Regions from separate parts of the Homo sapiens genome. Here region 2 is linked to region 1. The links are chromatin loops, found by intact Hi-C in ENCODE. Cell type or tissue: B cell. All regions are shown on one strand. Each heading gives the region's core, and the rest is flanking DNA. Links, peaks and the distances in the headings are about the cores only. Region 1 holds the start of LOC124904096 (a long non-coding RNA gene). Region 2 overlaps TBCD (tubulin folding cofactor D).

Region 1 (8,545 bases), core at 33-8,032:
ACTTTCTATTTTGAGGAAAGTTCATTTTTATGTAGTTTTAGTAAGTGTATAAACGTAATAATCTTATTAAAAGTAATCACCATATGTATATAAAATACACTGTGCAGAAACATCCATTTTTATTGCTGTTTATAGAGAATAAAAGATCCTTAGATGCAAAAAGTCAGAGGGGAAATTTGCATATAATATTCGTAGTCCTACAGTTGTTGCTTATGGTGTTTTGCCTAAGACCATTTCTAGGTGCATTTTTCTGGGAGATAATGTATCTGATGACAGTTGCATGTGCAGATAACCGGCCTCTCATGTATCCATCCCGGGAGTGCCTTTTCTCAGACTGTGTGTAGTGTTAGTGAACTTGATTGGTGGGTGTGAAGTGTACAGACGGCGTGTGCGTGGAGCGGGTCGTGTGCAGAGCCCCGAACGAGACCCTGGCGTGTGCGTGGAGCGGGTCGTGTGCAGAGCCCCGAACGAGACCCTGGCGTGTGCGTGGAGCGGGTCGTGTGCAGAGCCCTGAATGAGGCCTTGGTGTGTGGGTGCTTCAGCGTGAGGGCCACCTGGGGAGGAGTGCTTATCTGGGGAGGCTGAGCTGGGTTGGAGGCTTGGGTGCTCCCCCTGGCTCCGTGGGTCTCCATTGCTGGCTTCATAGCTGTGTTCCGTTTTCTTTGTTCAGCAGTTGATCTCAAGTATTTATTCCAAAGCACTTGAAATACATGAACCTAATAAATCGAACAAATACAGTAAAACTTTAGCTTCTTGGAACATCCCCATATACTTACACCACGTCCTAAAATCCTCTCATGTCTATGTAAAAAATCGGGTAGCCTGGGTAACGTGGGATGCCATCTCTACAAAAAATTTAAAAAGTAGCTGGGTGTGATGGTGGCATGCTTGTAGTCTCAGCTACTTAGGAGGCTGAGGAGGGAGGATCGCTTGAGCCTGGGAGGTGGAAGGTGCAGTGAGCCAAGATTGTGGCACTGCACTCCAGCCTGGGAGACAGAGCCAGACCCTGTCTCAAAAAAATAAGAAATAAATGAAATCACACTTGTGTGATGTCAGATTACCCATTAACCCACTTTTGAATGGAGCTGGAAGGATAATCCACACCTACCTCGGATTTCTCTGCGTGGCTGTTTTGCATAGGAGCCCTGCATGGGTTATTCTTGAAGTCAGCACTGTAGGAGCCGTGGCCGGCTTTGCATTTTCATCCTGGTTCACCCCAGACCTGCTCTGGGCAGAGCCAGGCATCCCCTGGGACGCTCTGCCTTTGCGTGTCCACGACAGTACAATTCCAGGCACTGCCTGGCATCTGCGTCTCTCCCTCCCCTGAACCAGGGGCGCCTCTCCCTCCCCTGAACCAGGGGCTCCTCTTCCTCCCTGCCTGGCAGGAGCTGCGTTTCCTTGAGTCTCCTCAGACTCGGCAGACCCCTGGGTGGTATCATGTGCTATTCTGAAGGAGCTTTTGCTTCATGGCACTTGAAAAAAATCCTTTCACTGGATCTGAGTTGGTGAGCATGCATCTTCCTTTCGTAGGTTTGTTTTCTGACCAGGCCGTGGGTCTAACAGGAGCCCCGAACCTCTGGGTGGGCTCCGTGTCGCTTGCGTGCCTCACTCATCTGGCACCGTGACCGCGCTCCGGCCCTGAGCCCCACTTCTCTGAAGCCTCACGTGTTGCCCGTGTGGTCTGCTCCTCACCGTCTTTTCTCTTGTCCTTGCCCAGTTGTCGCCGTGATCCTGAAGGCGCTGACCTACGACGAGAAGCGGGGTGCCTGCAGCGTGGGCACCAACGTCAGGGACGCCGCCTGCTACGTGTGCTGGGCCTTCGCGCGTGCCTATGAGCCTCAGGAGCTGAAGCCCTTTGTGACTGCAATCTCGAGGTAGGCCCATTCGTCGAGGTACATCGGATGCGCCGTGCCCCCTGACGGCGCCGTGTGTCGTTTCCTCCATGAGAGGTGTGCACAGCAGATGCTCGTGAAAAGGTGAAATTACTTGGCCAGAGGATCTGTGACAAAGCCACCGCTTGGAGGTCAAGCTCCTTTTCTGTGGGTGAGCAACCAGAGCAGAAGTGTGTGGAGGAACATTCTGGAGGTCTTGGCCACCCTGCAGGCAGTGGATTCTTGGGCGCAGGTGATCGACAACCAGAGCAGAAGTGTGTGGAGGAACATTCCGGAGGTCTTGGTCACCCTGCAGGCAGCAGATTCTTGGGCGCAGGTGATCGGCACGCTGGGTGGCGTGGGAGGAAGCAAGTGGGGCACGGGAATCGCCTGTGCGTGCTCCCTGCGGTCGTGGGTCTTGGCGAGAGGCGAATTCTGTCTCTATCTCCTTTCAAGTTCCTCTGGAATACAGCAGGCATGTTGGACATGGCAGTCTTCAGATGGTGTTTGTTTTTGTTGAGGAGCTGGATTTTGTGTTTTTGTGGACCAGCACTTGAGAGAATGTTCAGTAGCAATAGCCTTCGCTGGCATGCCTGATGTCAGCTCCTCTGAGATGTAAGTGAACACTTCAGAACCTCTGGGAGGTAGGGAGACACTTTTTCCCTCTGGCTTCCTGATGAGAAAACTGAAGCCAGCAGGTTTCATGGGATCACCAGAACCCCAGAAGCTGTGCGGCCTGTGGCGGGCGGGGCTCCTGCCTCGGTGTCCAGTGCGCGCACCCAGCTGAGCCCCGTAGTGGTGTCCTGTGCCAGGGACTTTCAGGATCTGATACTTTTTGCTTAGGAAACATGCAAAACATGTGTCCCCAGCGCAGGAAACGATTCAATTCAATTCAACCGTGTGCGCTGGTTTTGTACACTGCTTTTGGACTGAAATGAGTTCTTTTGTGCTGAAGAAGGCAGGTGCTTCCTTTCTTGTTGTGCATGAAGGAGCTGGAGGCGGGACACCGAGGAAGGCGACTCAGTGTCACTGTCCGTCATGGGTGTGTGAGCCCACGGCTGAATCATCACAAGGTTTCACACCCGCACTTCACCTGACAACTTTTACTAGGAAAATGAACTAGGGAAACTGACTTCAGAATTATGCCCAAGTCTTAGAAGCTCCTCCTGCAGCTGTTCAGGAGCCGAGCGTCCCCTGCTCACTACAAGACGCCTGAAGGGGTCATGGGATGCAGCGTCTGAAGCTTCCACCTGGAAGTGCACTGCTCCTTTTGGTCTGGGCGGGGCGGGGCGCCGGTGGCAGATGCCCCTGGTGGCAGGCTCAGGCTACTGTGCTGGGTCCCCTCTGCCCCGCACGCCCCGCGAGCACCAGCAGGGCCTCCCCGGCATGTGGCGGGGCCAGCGTTGGCCTGGGGCCCGCTTGGCTTTGATCTCGTGGGGCTTCGTCTTTTGGACGTCCTGGGTGCGCCTCCACTGTGGCTCCTGGGTTCCCTCACGCACCCGGGTGTAAGCGCCACTGCCTGTGTCCGACAAGCAGCTCGTTGTGAGGCACACGCTGGTAAGCAGCTCGTTGTGAGGCACACGCTGGTGTAGGCTCCGAAGGGTCTCGGTGACAGGCGCTTTTCTCTTGTTCCTGCCCACTGCTGTTCCATCTTACCAAATACTCAGTAGCGTCCGGAGAGGGACCTCAACCCGGTTACTTCCCTGGGTGTGCAGCACGTGGCCAGCGTCTCATAGTCTAGATTCTTGCATCAGAGCGAAGCCTGAGAGGAGCCGAGGGTCCTCCTCCTATCCAGGGAGACCGTGTGTTTCCCGAGGCAGCTGTGAACACGCACGTCCCTCTTGTCCTGCTCCTCTTCGGAGGAGAACAGCGCGGCTGGAGGGTGCTGGTGCTGGCCAACGTGTTATGGAGAGTGTGGCTTACCTGAGGCCAGGGAGGTCTGGGGTGGCTGAGAGCGGCTGTGGCCTCTGTCTGCTGCTCTCCCCAGTGGCCACTCTGGCAGCGCTGCTGGGCAGGGGCTTGGCTGCTGGTGGTCTTCAGGGAGCAGTGCCTTGCAGAGTGGAGCAGAGAAGACGGAGAGGTCCGGCTTTAGGCCCCTGCCGAGCTCCTGAGGCCCTGCCGCGTGCCTGTGCCAGCCTGCAGCGCTGCTGTCTGTGTGCGGGAGCTCTTGTGTGTGATCAGCCTCAGGAAAGGCTCTTCCTGTTACTTCCTTGTGCTGCTCCTGCACTTCTAGGAAGTTGATCCTGTAACTAGGAAGTGAAAGCAAAAAAATGTATCTTTCTTATTGTTGATAGGAATAGTCACAGAACGAGAAAACTTCCTTACGTTGATATCTCATTCAGTTTCCTTAGCAACCCTGAGAGGTGGGCAGGGGCCACCGTCATTCTGGTTTCACTGAGGAAGTCAGGACAGCACTGAAGACACCTGTCCAGCACCTTGTGCTGACGGCTTCCCAGCCAGGCCCATCACCTGGTGGCCGAAGGCTTCTGAGCCAGGCCCATCACCTGGTGGCCGACGGCTTCTGAGCCAGGCCCGGCACCTCGTGGCCGACGGCTTCTGAGCCAGGCCCGGCACCTCGTGGCCGACGGCTTCTGAGCCAGGCCCGGCACCTCGTGGCCGACGGCTTCTGAGCCAGGCCCGTCTGGGCAGCAGCTCCCAGGCCCTGGCCCGGGGCTCAGCGCTGCCTCGTGGCTGAGAAGCTCCTCACCACCTGCTGTGAGGCCGTGGAAAGACCCTGAATGCAGACGTGTGACGGCTGCAGCTGCATCTGGCCCCTCAGATGGTGGTTCCCCTTTCATGGTGAAAATCCTCACGGATTTCCTTTTCAGCCTCATATTTTGTCTAAGAGCTGTCAACATCACTGAAACCTGGGCCTGCCCTTCATCCTGGGGAGGACTCCCTGGTCCAGTGTCACAGGAGGAGTCGGGCCAGGGTTGAGGGCTGGCACAGGACATGGGGGTGAGACGAAACCTCCACTCACCTGGGAGGGTGTCTAGGTGGGCACGGAACCCAGGGTCGTGTATGGGCCATCACTCATGGGTTCTCTGTTTTGGGGGAAAGCTGATCCCACTGGAGGGTGACTGTAATGAGAGTCTCCAGATCAGGTGCCGACTTTGGAGAAATGCAGGTGCAACTGTCCGAACAAATCAAGTCCCCGCTACTGGACGGGGCTGGCAGCTCAGCTGGGGCCGGAGAGAAAAGTCACGAGCAAGAAAGTTCTTACCTAAGGTCCTGGACAGGCAGATACATAACTTCTGCCTTTGGCAACGTTAGATGTCATCGTTCCAGAGTAAAATACCTATAAAAACCTGCCGATGCGCGGGGAGCCTGGCCTTGGTCTGGGTGTGGAGGGCTGGGGGCCGGCCGGTCGGTAGGTCCTGGTGCAGGCGGGCCCCGTGCTTCATGGAGGTTGGCGCCGCTCGGTGGCCTGCTCGCTTATTCTTAGGCCTGATTCACAGAGGCTGGGGCCACTCAGTGATCTGTTCGCACATTCTCAGGCATGAACCTTCAGGGCTGGACTCCTGTTCTTTTGTGCAGTTTCCACAGGGGACCCTCTTGCTCCAGGGTCATCTTTCTCACTTTGAAGCCCCTTGAGCCGCCCCTGCACAGCCTCCTGTTGGCCCCGTGAGGGTCCTGACTGGGGCTCCTCTTTTGGAGCAGCTGCCACGTGTGGACCGGCACGGGCATGGTCGTGGTCTGCCCAGCTGGGTGTGGGGTTGAGCCCATCATGCTGTGGGGTGCTCCCTGGGGGTTGTGTGTGTGTGGGTCCCACGGTGGGAGGTGGGGTTGGGGTGAGTGTGACTTCTGTCTGGGGCATGTTGGGTGGGCGTGCAAGGGGGTCCTGGGACTCCTGAGTTTCTCAGGCCTGAAGGACTGTAGGACGCACTGTGGGCTGCAGGCTTGAAGAAGGATGTGAGTTTCTGGAGTAGCCTGGACTGCACAGCCAGGGCCTCCCCGGCATGTGGCGGGGCCAGCGTTGGCCTGGGTCCCACTTGGCTTTGATCTCGTGGGGCTTTGGTTTTTGGAGGTCCTGGGTGCGTCTCCACCATGGCTCCCGGGTTCCCTTGCGCACACCGAGCCAGCAGCTGCTGGGGCCTCAGGGCTCGCAGCTCACAGGCTTCTGACGCCTCAGCCTGGAGCTGGCGTTGTGCCCCTCGCCCCTTTACCTGTGCCATCCCGGCCGCAGACCCAAGGGTGCCCTTGGAGCCGTGCCCGCCGGCCTGGGTGTCAGGCTTGTCCAACGGGTTCTTAGAGAACCTGGGCCCCATCCCTCCTTGGCCCACGCAGACTCCAGGCATCCGGCCGGGCGGGCTGTGAGTCAGGCTGCACCAGGTGAGCGTGTGGGATGCTGCTGGTGCGAGCCTCCCTGCCCAGGAGCCCTGCGCACCCGGGTATCGGTTGGGGTGTGCCCTTCCAGATCTCCCTCCCTTGGTTTGTCATAGGTGACCACATTTTAATTACCAGCTTTTATGCCCGTCAATTTGGGAACGTGATACAATCTTGATTTCTCTAACTTTCACAAGTTCTTCGGTGGGTCCTGTAACAGTGGGTGCTTGGGATCAGAGCATCAGAGTGGAATTTTCGCAGGGAAATGGAAATGCCTGATCGAGCTGGGCGGTGGCAGCAGCCGCTCCTCACTCTTCAGGTGCCTGGCTCTTCTGAGAGTCAGTTCGGGGGTTTAGTGGCTCACTTTTTCTAATTGGTTCCTAGCTTTTTGCTAAAGAAACTTGGATTAACTGTTCTTTTGCCTCATGGTGTGAATTTATACTGTTCCTGTTTTATAAATACCAGAAGGAGCTTCGTAGGTAACTTTTACCATGTGTTGAAGGTAGCATTGGTTTTGAAAACCTGATTTCCTCAGTGTCGCACACGGGTAGCTTAAGAGGTGGGATAATTGTTGGAGTAGTGAATGGATTTCCCTGAGAAGCCAAGTGCAATTTAGGGGCAGTGACAGTGCGAAGTTAAAGTGGGACAGAGTGGTTATGTGTTATCTGCAAAATCCCTCCTAACCAGTAATCACAGTCTAATTTGCAAGAAGGAAAAGAAAGCCGAGCCCTACGCTGCTGCTGCTGCCATTGTGTGTCCAGTGATTTCCTCACCTGAAACTCTTTTGTAAGCAGCTCATGTTGACATCAGCTCCGCCCAGGCAGCCACGGGGCCCTCCCCTGCCAGGGGGCAGCCTCTGACTTTCGGCCTCCACCTCGAGCAAACCTGCTGAGCGGCGCGGCCCAGGGAGGATCCGCCGAGGCCTGCAGATCCGAGATCTCTTCCTCGGGGGCAGGATTGTCCTGGAAAATCAGGAAATGGCAGGCATTGCTCAGAGCTACGTCTTGTTCTCCCTCACCGGTGTTGCTCAGTGGCACAGCTTCCAGGGGAAGACAACACGTGTTTTTCAAGAAAAGTTAAGTGGCCATTACCGAGCAGAGTCCTAACCCTGTGAAACCCGGCAAATCCTGCCTCCACGTCAGCTCAGGTGTGACTCGAAAGCACTTAAAAAATTCTCGTGTTTTACCACTGTGTTGATTAGTGTGAGCTTTGGTTCTTGGGGGTTAGGAAAATTCAGCCATAGGCAGGTCCGATATGATTTGCAACTTTCAAAAAACAGGATGGCTAAATAACAAATTACTAGTCTGATATTTTTTAAATGTCTGACTTTCAAATGACACAGAATTATTGTTTCTTAAGGTAAAAACAGTGTATTTGGCTTTTTATTGCTATAAAATATTATATAAATAAGAAAACTTGAGCTGGGGTGAGGTCTGCACTTTGCTGTACCTGCCGAAAATGAGGTGCCTGGAGCTTGGGACAAGTCGAGGCGTGCACTTCCCCTTGACTCGGACAGGAAAGAGAATCCCTTTCTGTTTGACACAGACCATTTCTCTGTGTTGGGAAATCCTGGTGAAGTATCACATAAACTTCTCCAGCGAAAGCAAACGGGCGAGGACACCTAGGGCACGTTTCAGCGCAGACAGGCCGGCCCTTCTCGCGGCCTCGCAGTGTCTCTCTCCAGGTTCCCGGGGATGGTAGATGAACGTGGTGACTCACTCAGGGTGTTCCTGCGAAGGGAAACTGAGAGGCCCACGTGGGACGTTGGGTGTCCTGTTGGAGTAGTCCTTTAGGAAGGAGCTTTTATATTTATATTTAACTAGCATCATTAAACCTGTTTGTATTTATTTCTCGATGAGCCAGTTTTGTTCTGAGAATGAGAAAATAGAGCCGTTTTAATAAATGTCCAAATCAGGACAGTGTTAAATTTGTTGTAAGTCCATATATAGTTGATTGGTCGAATTAACTTGGGAGTCTGTGTTTAGTTAAAAACAGCGTTTCTCAGGCGTTGCTGTATTTTCTGTGAGGTTCAGTAAAATATACACGCAACAGCAACCATTTTGACTTCTCATGGCAGGAGCCAGCTTCGTTGAAGTGGGCCAGGCTGAAGTGAGGCCAGCTTTGCCTGCTGCAGCCCTGTGGTCTGTGTCCAAATTGCTGAGTACTGCCGGGAGAGGGAGCCGGGAGTGCCTGCGTCTCCTGCTGTCAGCCGGTCTGACTGCCTGAGCGGAGCTGTTGAAGTGGACTGAACAACAGTAACCTTAGAGGGTTAGACTTGGTGAGGATGGTAGATGATTTTAAGTTTCTTCTCTTTTTTCCATTCTTTCTTCATTAATCAATGTTCCACA
Region 2 (8,494 bases), core at 1-8,000, 53 kb before region 1:
CATTGGCCTTTGTAATTTCCTAATTGCCTCTTTTGTCTGCTGTGGAATTTTAATGCCACAGATTACCCTGTGTAGCTGGTTTTGGAGGGCCACGAATCCTTGTAATGTCTGATTTTCTTACTCCCCAAAACCGGTTTTCATTCTTGAGGGACATTGTCGCCCCTTAAGGACACATGCAGTGGCACCTGCTTCAGTTGTAGAACCAGGTACCCCTGGCAGCATCCTGGGTCACCTGGAGTGACGTGGTGCTCCCTGGAGATGAGGCTCACGCCAGCGTGAAACCAGGGTGGGAACTGGGGTGGAGGGCCAGGGGAGCTCTGCAGTGGCCAGCAGTGGGGTGGGGACAGAGGGCACAGCATGGCAGATGCAGGGGCACTGCCCCAGACCAGCTCTTGTGCCGTGGCCACACGCAGCCCTGTCTGTGTTTGGTGGGGAGAGTCCCTGGGTGTGGCTGGCAGTGCCCTCTGAGGGCAGGAAGGAAAGGATGTCTGTACAGGATAGAGTGGGGGCCCATCCTGAGAGGGCCTCACCACAGAGACTTGATTCTGTCCAAAATAAAGACACCTGAGATGTGGTGGCCTCACGTCTTCCCAGTGTGGAGCTGTGGTGGCGTCTGAAGTGACCGCTTTGCACTTGGCATTTTGATGTATGGGGAGAGCTTTTAGAGCCTGCAGTTCTTTTTTTTAATGTCTCTGCTTATTTTTTTCCAGACTTCTTTAATGTTTAGACCTCTTTATTGCGATCTAATTTACATGCCATAAAATGCACTCATTTAAGTGTACGGTTAAGTGGTTTTTATATATTTACAGAGTTGCGCAACTATTGCCATAATTTAATTTCCGAACATTTTCATTGCCTCCAAAGGAACCCTGTGTTTAAGAACTCACTCTTTACTCTCCCCAGCACCCCCGCCCTGGCAGCCATGTCTCCAGTGTCTCTGTGAATTTGTCTTTTATAGACATTTCCTAACAGTGGAACCTACGACATGTGATCTTTGGCGTCCGAATTCTTCGGCTGAGTTTCTCTGTGTCGTAGCCTGTGGAGTGCCTCCTTCCTTCCTGTGGCAGAGCCTTGTCCTGCTGTGTAAATGCACCACACGCCACGTTTTGTCCATCCTTTTCATCAGCTGATGTACATCTGGGTTGTTTCCACCTTTCACTGTTAGGTTAATGCTGCCATGAACATCGTGTACACGTTTTTGAGTGGATGTTGGGTGTAGGCCTAGTAGAAATGCTGGGTCATACGGTAACTCCACGTTTAACTTTCTAAGAACCTGCCAAACTTTTTCCAAAATGATTGCACCATTTCAAGTTCCTGCCTGTAGTGTGTGAGGGTTCTGCTTCTCTGATCCTCACCAACACTTGCTTTTATCTTTTTTTTTTTGGACGCGGTTTCACTTTGTTGCCCAGGCTGGAGTGTGGTGATGCAATCTCTGCTCACTGTAATCTCTGCCTCCCAGGACCAGGCGATCCTCTCACCTCAGCCTCCTGAGTAGCTGGGACCACCGGTGCCCACCACCATGCCACATTAATTTTTTTTTTTAGTTTTGTTAGAGACAGGGCTTCACCACATTGCCCAGGCTGGTCTTGAAGTCCTCAGCTGAAGCAGTCCACCCGCCTTGGCCTCCCAGAGTGTGGGGAATACAGGCGTGAGCCACCACACTTGCCCCCTGCTTCTTTAAAAAAAAAAAAAAAAAAAAAAGCCGTCCTAGTGAGTGTGAAGCGCCACCTTGTTTTGCTTTTCATCTGCTTTTCCCCAGTGACTGATGACACTGAGCATTTTCTGTGTTTGCCCGTTTGTATGTCTTCTTTGGAGAAATGTCTTTTCAAGTTCTTTACTCATTTAAAAAAATATTTTTTTAATTGTTGTTGTAAGTAAGAGTTTTTTTATGTATTCTGGATATAAGTCTCTTATTGGATATATGATTTGCAAATGTTTTATTGCGTTCCATGGTTGCCTTTTCACTTTCTATTGATTGATTGACAGAGTCTTGCTCCGTTGCCCAGGCTAGAGTGCAGTGGCCCCATCACAGCTCGTTGCCACCTTGATCTCCTGGGCTCAAGCCATATTCCCACCTTAGCTTCCCAAGTAGTTGGGACTACAGGGGTGCACCACCATGCCTGGCAACTTTTTTTTCTTTTTTTGAGACAGGATCTCATTCCCATCGCCCAGGCCGGAGTGCAGTGGCGTGATCTCAGCTCACTGCAGCCTCCACCTCTCAGGCTCAGGCGGTCTGCCTACCTCAGTCCCCTAAGTAGCTGGGGCTACAGGTATGTGCCACCATGCCCAGCTAATTTTTGTATTTTTTATAGAGATGGGGTTTTCCCATGTTGTCCGGGCTGGTCTCGAACTCCTGAGCTCAAGCGATCCCCCCGCTTCAGCCTCCCAAAGTGCTAGGATTATAGGCGTGAGCTACTGCACCTGGCCTTCATGCCTGGCTAATTAAAAAAGTTTTTTGTAGAGATGGGGGTCTCACTATGTGGCCCAGGCTCGTCTTGAACTTCTGGCCTCCAGTGATCCTCCTGCCTCAGCCTCCCAAAGTGCTGGGATTGTAGGCTGTACCTGGTGTGTTTTCAATTTCTTTGATGGTGATATTTGACCCAGGTTTTAAATTTTAATTAAGTCCAGCTCATCAGTCTTTTTCTTTCTTGTGTTTCTGGTGTCATAGCTAAGAAATCATTGCTGACCCCAGAACCATGAAGTTGTGGTTTCATTTAACGTTTTGTTCCATCCGAAGTAAGTGACTCGTAATGTTTATTTGTGACACTAGATGTGTGTGAGGGTGTGTGTGTGAATGTGTAGCTGGGATGGAATGAAGTCCCTGCCTGTGGGGAGCCAGCTCCAGGTTCACTCAAAGGAGACAAGAGACTCTACTGGCTTGTGTGTGTGCTCTGTCATGTCTTATGGCAACATGCACTGACCCCAGGCAGCTGGGGCGAGAGGATATGGGTGTTGGCATCATAAACGAAAAGGGTAAAGCTATGGTTCAGAAACTGACACGTGATGTGGAATACACTGGCCCATGACCTTCGCATGGTTGGTTGGCCCCTTCTGCCTGGCGGTGCCCTCCATGTGAGCTGAACCCTCTTTGCAGCCCCCATTCTGTTCCTGGTGGGACATGGAGAAGCTGTGCTGTCTCTGCACAGGGCAAGGGTTCTTTCAGGCAGGGGTGAAAGAGATCCCATCTTGGGGCTGACTCAGGAGGTGACAGGGCTGACATTTGATGAGCATTTGCAGCATGCTTTTTATGTTTTTGTTTTAGACCTCACACCATTCCTCTGAGAGCCGTCTTGTTTATATAAAGCTATAGTTGGGAGCCACGTGTGGTGGCGGTGCCTTTAATCCTAGCCTCTTGGGAGGCCAAGGCAGGAGGATCACTTGAGCCTAGGAATTTGATACCAGCCTGGACATCATAGTGAGACACCCTCTCTGAACAAACAAACACACACACACAAACACTGCAGCTGTGGGAGCCAGGAAGTCTTTCTGGTGTCACAGCTCATGCTCAGCCCTTCGGCCTCCTCCATGTCACACGGCTGAGCTGTCCCTGCACCTCCTTGTCTCCTTGGAGAGTTACTGTGGTTCTCTGTCAGTTTGGTTTGAAAAGTGAAAACAGGCTGGGCACGGCGGCTCATGCCTATAATCCCAGCACTTTGGGAGGCCAAGGCGGGGGGATCACCTGAGGCCAGGAGTTCGAGACCAGCCTGGCCAACATGGTGAAACCCCGTCTCTGCTAAAAATACAAGGATGTGGTGGTGCATGTCTGTAATCCCAGCTACTCGGGAGGCTGAGGCAGAAGAATCGCGTGAACCCAGGAGGCAGAGGTTGCAGTGAACCGAGATCGCACCACTGCACTCCAGCCTGGGTGACAGAGCAAGATCCTGTCTCAAAAAAAAGAAAAAAAAGCGCGAAAACAAATGCTTGGCAAATAAATGTCGTAGAAAGACACAATATAGATGAGCATGTTTGATGACTAAAGCTTTTGTTTGTCTTAGAGGAAATGTGGAGCTTCATTGGTGCATGCTAAAGGAGGAAGAAGTAAAACTAGGGAAGTCAGGTGGGCAGGCAGTGATGCGATGTTTGCCTGGAAGGCACCCTGGGTCTTTCTGCCCTTAGTCCTCTGAATAGGGGGACTCTGCCTGCTGGACTCAGGAAAAAAGCATCGCATTTTCTTTGGGTTACTTTTTAGGGAATCCTGCTGATTCCTCTCCACACATACAGTGCACACACACACAGAATCTCCATCTGTTGTGCTGTAAGCCTATTTCTTGGTCTCTGACTCTGTGCACACCACCACGCCCAGCTAATTTTTTAAAGAAATTCGAAAGTAGCCTGCGCAACAAAATGAGATCCTGTTTCTACAAAAATTGTTTTAAAAAGGTAGTTGGGTGCAGTCCCAGCTACTCAGGAGGTTGAGGTGGGAGAATTGCTTGAGTCCAGGAGGTTGAGGCTGCAGTGAGCCATGATCGCAGTGCTGCACTCACGCGATCCTCCTGCCTCGGCCTGTGGACAGTGGGCCATGTTCTTTTTCTCTTTGCATCATCACCTCTGTTTGAGGACTACTGTTAAAGGGCTACTTGGTCTTTATTTTAGGTGATTCAAATTCCAGGACTTTTCTTGAGTGGTCCTGGCGTAGGTCCTTTCACCTTTTTTGTGGCTCCTCTTTGAACACCTCTGTTGTTGTGGCAGGAGGAGGTGGGCACTCCTCACCATGAGTAAGCTCCTACAATGTTTGTGAACCCTTACGGTTTCCTTTGTTGGATACAAGAAGCACAGGTGGGGGGATGTATTGGTTTAAGTTTACCTTTTTTTTTTTTTTCTTTTTTTGAGACAGAGTCTTGCTCTGTTGCCCAGGCTGGAGTGCAGTGGCGCCCTCTTGGCTCACTGCCAGCTCCATCTCCCAGGTTCAAGTGATTCTCATGACTCAGCCTCCCGAGTAGCTGGGAGTCAGGCGCCCGCCACCATGCCCAGCCAATTTTTTTATTTTTAGTAGAGACCAGATTTCTCCATGTTGGCCAGGCTGGTCTCGAACTCCTGACCTCAAGTGATCTGCCTGCCTTGGCTTCCCAAAGTGCTGGGATTACAGGCGTGAGGCACTGCGCCCAGCCAACTGTACTATTTTGATAAAATGTATACATGTGCTCCTTATTATGCATTTTGTGGTTTTCATCAGTATTTTGCTTTTTGAAAAATGTCAAGTGTTCTGATCTCTTTGGACATTTTGTATGAACCCTATTTCCCTTGCTATCCTTATTGATTGAGAATTGTGCATATTGATTTGGGTAATAATAACTAGCACTTGGTGTTTTTCTGAGCTTGGATGTGTAGATTCATGTCTTTCATCAAACTCGGGTAGTTTTCAGTCATTGTTTCTTCAGGTATTTTTGCTGCCCCTCTCCTCTCCTTGTGGGACTCTTGTTATGTTAATACACATGTTGGTACTCTTGGTGGTACCCTATGAGTCTCTTAGGTTTTGCACTCATTTCAGCTCTTGAGTCTTCTTGTTATGTTAATACACATGTTGGTACGCTTGATGGTGCCCTATGAGTTTCTTAGGTTCTGCCCTCATTTCAGCTCTTGAGTCCTCTTGTTATGTTAATACACATGTTGGTAAGCTTGATGGTGCCCTATGAGTCTCTTAGGTTCTGTGCTCATTTCAGCTGTTGAGTCCTCTTGTTGTGTTAATATACATGTTGGTAAGCTTGATGGTGCCCTATGAGTCTCTTAGGTTCTGCACTCATTTCAGCTGTTGAGTCCTCAGTTCCAGAATTTCTCTTTAGTTTCTCTTTTAATAATTTCTTTTTGAGACAGGGTCTTGCTCTGTCGCCCAGGCTGGAGTGCAGTGGTGGTATCACGGCTTACTGCAGCCTCAACCTCCCAGGCCCAAGCAGCTCTCCCGCCTCAGCCTCCTGAGTAGCTGAGACCACAGGCCTGCTGCACTGGAAAAAAAAATTGTAGAAACAGGATCTCACTTTATTGTCCAGACTGCTTTCAAATTCTTGGACTCAAGTGATCTTCCTGCCTTGGCCTGCCTTGGGATTATAGGAGTGAGCTGCTGTGCCCAGCCTGTTTTTATAATTTCTGTCTCTTTATCAACATTCCATGTTAGTTTAAATGTTGTTCTTTTGGTCTCCTTTAGTTCTTTGTCCACAGTTTTCTTGAGATCTGTGAGCATATTTTTGTCTAAGACTGAGCACAGTGGCTCACACTTGCTTCCCAGCACTTAACCTTTGCTTTAAAGCCTAAAAAGGAAGAAATCTTTGCATATGTGTTTCCCAAATAACAGATTTGAGGGCTGTGTTGGTGACATAGGTCTGTTTATACCCACTGTGTGGCTAAAGCAGGTCTCTGTTAAATTAGCATCTACAAAGCTTTTCTCCTGCCTTCCCTCAAACTTAGGAAGCTCCCTATGCAATCTTCAGGCTGGGGTCCTTCACTGCCCCCTCTCAAGGAGGCCTACCCCTTCCCCCAGAAGGTGCAGTCTGTCACCCCATGTCTTATAAAGTGTAATGGTCTGGTGTCCCAAAGCCACAGAGAAGCCCATTCTAACCTTCCTGCAACTTTCTGAAGGTTGGAGAGCATGTTTGTTTTACTGCTAGGAGGCTCAAGGTCCCTGTGAACCTGCATCAGGTAGTAAGCCCTGCATGTCGGAAATACAGACTGCCTAACTCTTATCTAAGGTGATGTTTTGAGAAAATTTTTAAATGTATAATACATTTTATAAATTTCGAAAAAATTTTAATAAACATTAAATTTTTATAAGTTTATATAAATGTTATAAATTTTGAAAAATGTACAGAGTTGCATTGGAGCACACGCTCTCAGTGTTCATCGAAGACGTACAAGCAGCGTCTTACGACGATGTTGCTGCAGCTGCCTTGGGGTCTTGTTAAAAGCACCATTCAGTAGATTAATTCCCACCTGTGGACTGTGTTTTCTGGCTTCCAAAAGAAACTGTCATGTTTTTCTCTCTGGATGACGAAAACTCTGCACGTACTTCCTATGACAAGTGCGATTGGCGCCCACTGCTCTTGGCAGTTGAGGTGAGGACACAGCGTTTCTGTGACGGTGAAGGGGACAGGGTTTGGAGGGAGATTCAGACATTAAACAAGGAAACGAAGGGAGCAATTTCAGAGAATGGATAAAGTCGTTAAGAAAATACAAAAGGGCGGTGAGATCCTCAGTGATGGGGCCAACCAGTGACTTGAATAAGACTTGGGGAAGACCTCCTGGGGCGACATTTACGCTGAGAGCTTCTACCGTGAAGGAGCCGAGCAGGATGGACTCCTGACCGCAGCATCTCAAAGAGGAACGAAGGCTCGCACGAGCTGGGACAGCGGAAAGAGCAGAAGAGTGGGCACAGAAAAGCGCCTGGGGGCCAGATCCTAGAGGGGCTTCAGGAACACAGTGAGGGGTTTGGAAATTATTCAACATAAAGTCAGATACTGGGGAATACACGGGGGTGCAGTGGAAAGGAAGAGCGAGGGAGAGTGAGGCCATTCGGGAGCCACCACAGTGTTCGGAGTGAGACCAGAGCTGTGAAGAAAGAGAAAAGGAAATACGCTGCATGTAGGATTCTGAACTCAACGACTTTGCTGTTCTATTCAGTGAAAGAGAGTGAGATAGTAAGGTCAGTGAGTGACATGTTGGAGCCTTCCACATAGTAATGGTCTACAAAGTTATGGATTGATGAGTTCACACAGGAGGGAGTGAGAGATGAGGAAGGTGAATGGGTGGAAAAGCTTGAACCGGGTTCCCAGGCTCACTGGCATGGGGAGGTGGAGAAAAGGGGAGGAAGCAGCCGACATGGAAACCCGCAGAGGCTCCTTCAGAAGGGATATTTTATAGGAGAGGAGTCCGATTCTGAGAGGGGGAAGGGGTGGAGGACCAGAGTTTCCTCACAGGCTCTGGAGCACTGAGGTGGATGGTAAATTCCAGGAGAGCAGCTCCAGCTGAGGTCTAGGGACAGGGCATTCCCTCCCTGGTAGAGCCGTTGGGGCTCAGTGCCGAGGCTGGCTCAGGCTCTTGTGGGGGGCCCTGCTGTCTGTCCAGCCCTGGCTGTGGCCTGGCCTGACCCTGCTGCCCCCTGCAGGCCTGTGTACCTCAGTTCCCAGGTGATCAAGGGGCCCTGGGAGAGGTTGGGTCTGAGCACGTCCTGACATGGCCCCAGTGTCCAGTTCCCCGCCTGTTTTTGTTGGCTTGTTTAATCTTGGTAGGCTTTTAAGCTTTCAGGTTTTCAGGAAAATGCAAAGCATGAGACATCTTTGACTTTGTACGTGGACCGATTGTTCTTTTTTTGTGTTAATGGTGTTTTTTTCCTTGTGTGAACGTGTGTGTTTCGTGTTGCACTCCGCCCTGCTCTCCCTCCCTCCCTCCCTGTAGAACGTGGCATTTTGGCTGAACGTTAACACTGGTGGGGGCAGACGGCAGTGGGCCCCCGTTAAGACTGTTTAGAAAGGGCGTTGTCGGCATCTTCTCTTACATGTGAATTCAA

The links. Peaks named below come from ENCODE experiments on the same cell type or tissue, not always from the same donor. Only the 100,000 strongest peaks of a DNase experiment are listed, where the experiment ranks them.
Region 2: it touches region 1 in a loop (11-fold over the local background); 8 of 110 quality-filtered maps call a loop at or near these places.

Annotation. Positions count from the first base shown.
Region 1 is chr17:82,868,507-82,877,051 of GRCh38, forward strand. TBCD (tubulin folding cofactor D) reads left to right here. Exons shown (of 39, transcript NM_005993.5): 14 at 1,718-1,874. LOC124904096 (a long non-coding RNA gene) reads right to left here and starts at 4,120. Exons shown (of 2, transcript XR_007065971.1): 1 at 1,109-4,120; 2 at 96-716. RefSeq lists enhancers at 2,347-3,544, 2,982-3,031, 6,947-8,146 and a silencer at 3,152-3,311. In B cell, for the core only: a CTCF peak has its summit at 3,184; DNase peaks (open chromatin) are centred at 2,855, 4,265, 4,605 and 5,291; H3K4me3 peaks cover 708 bases; H3K27ac peaks cover 1,937 bases; H3K27me3 peaks cover 1,944 bases.
Region 2 is chr17:82,815,170-82,823,663 of GRCh38, forward strand. The region is part of intron 13 of TBCD (tubulin folding cofactor D); the gene reads left to right. Among named protein-coding and RNA genes, the nearest start is that of ZNF750, 21 kb to the right of the region's middle. In B cell, for the core only: a CTCF peak has its summit at 7,938; DNase peaks (open chromatin) are centred at 3,222 and 4,052; H3K4me3 peaks cover 1,169 bases.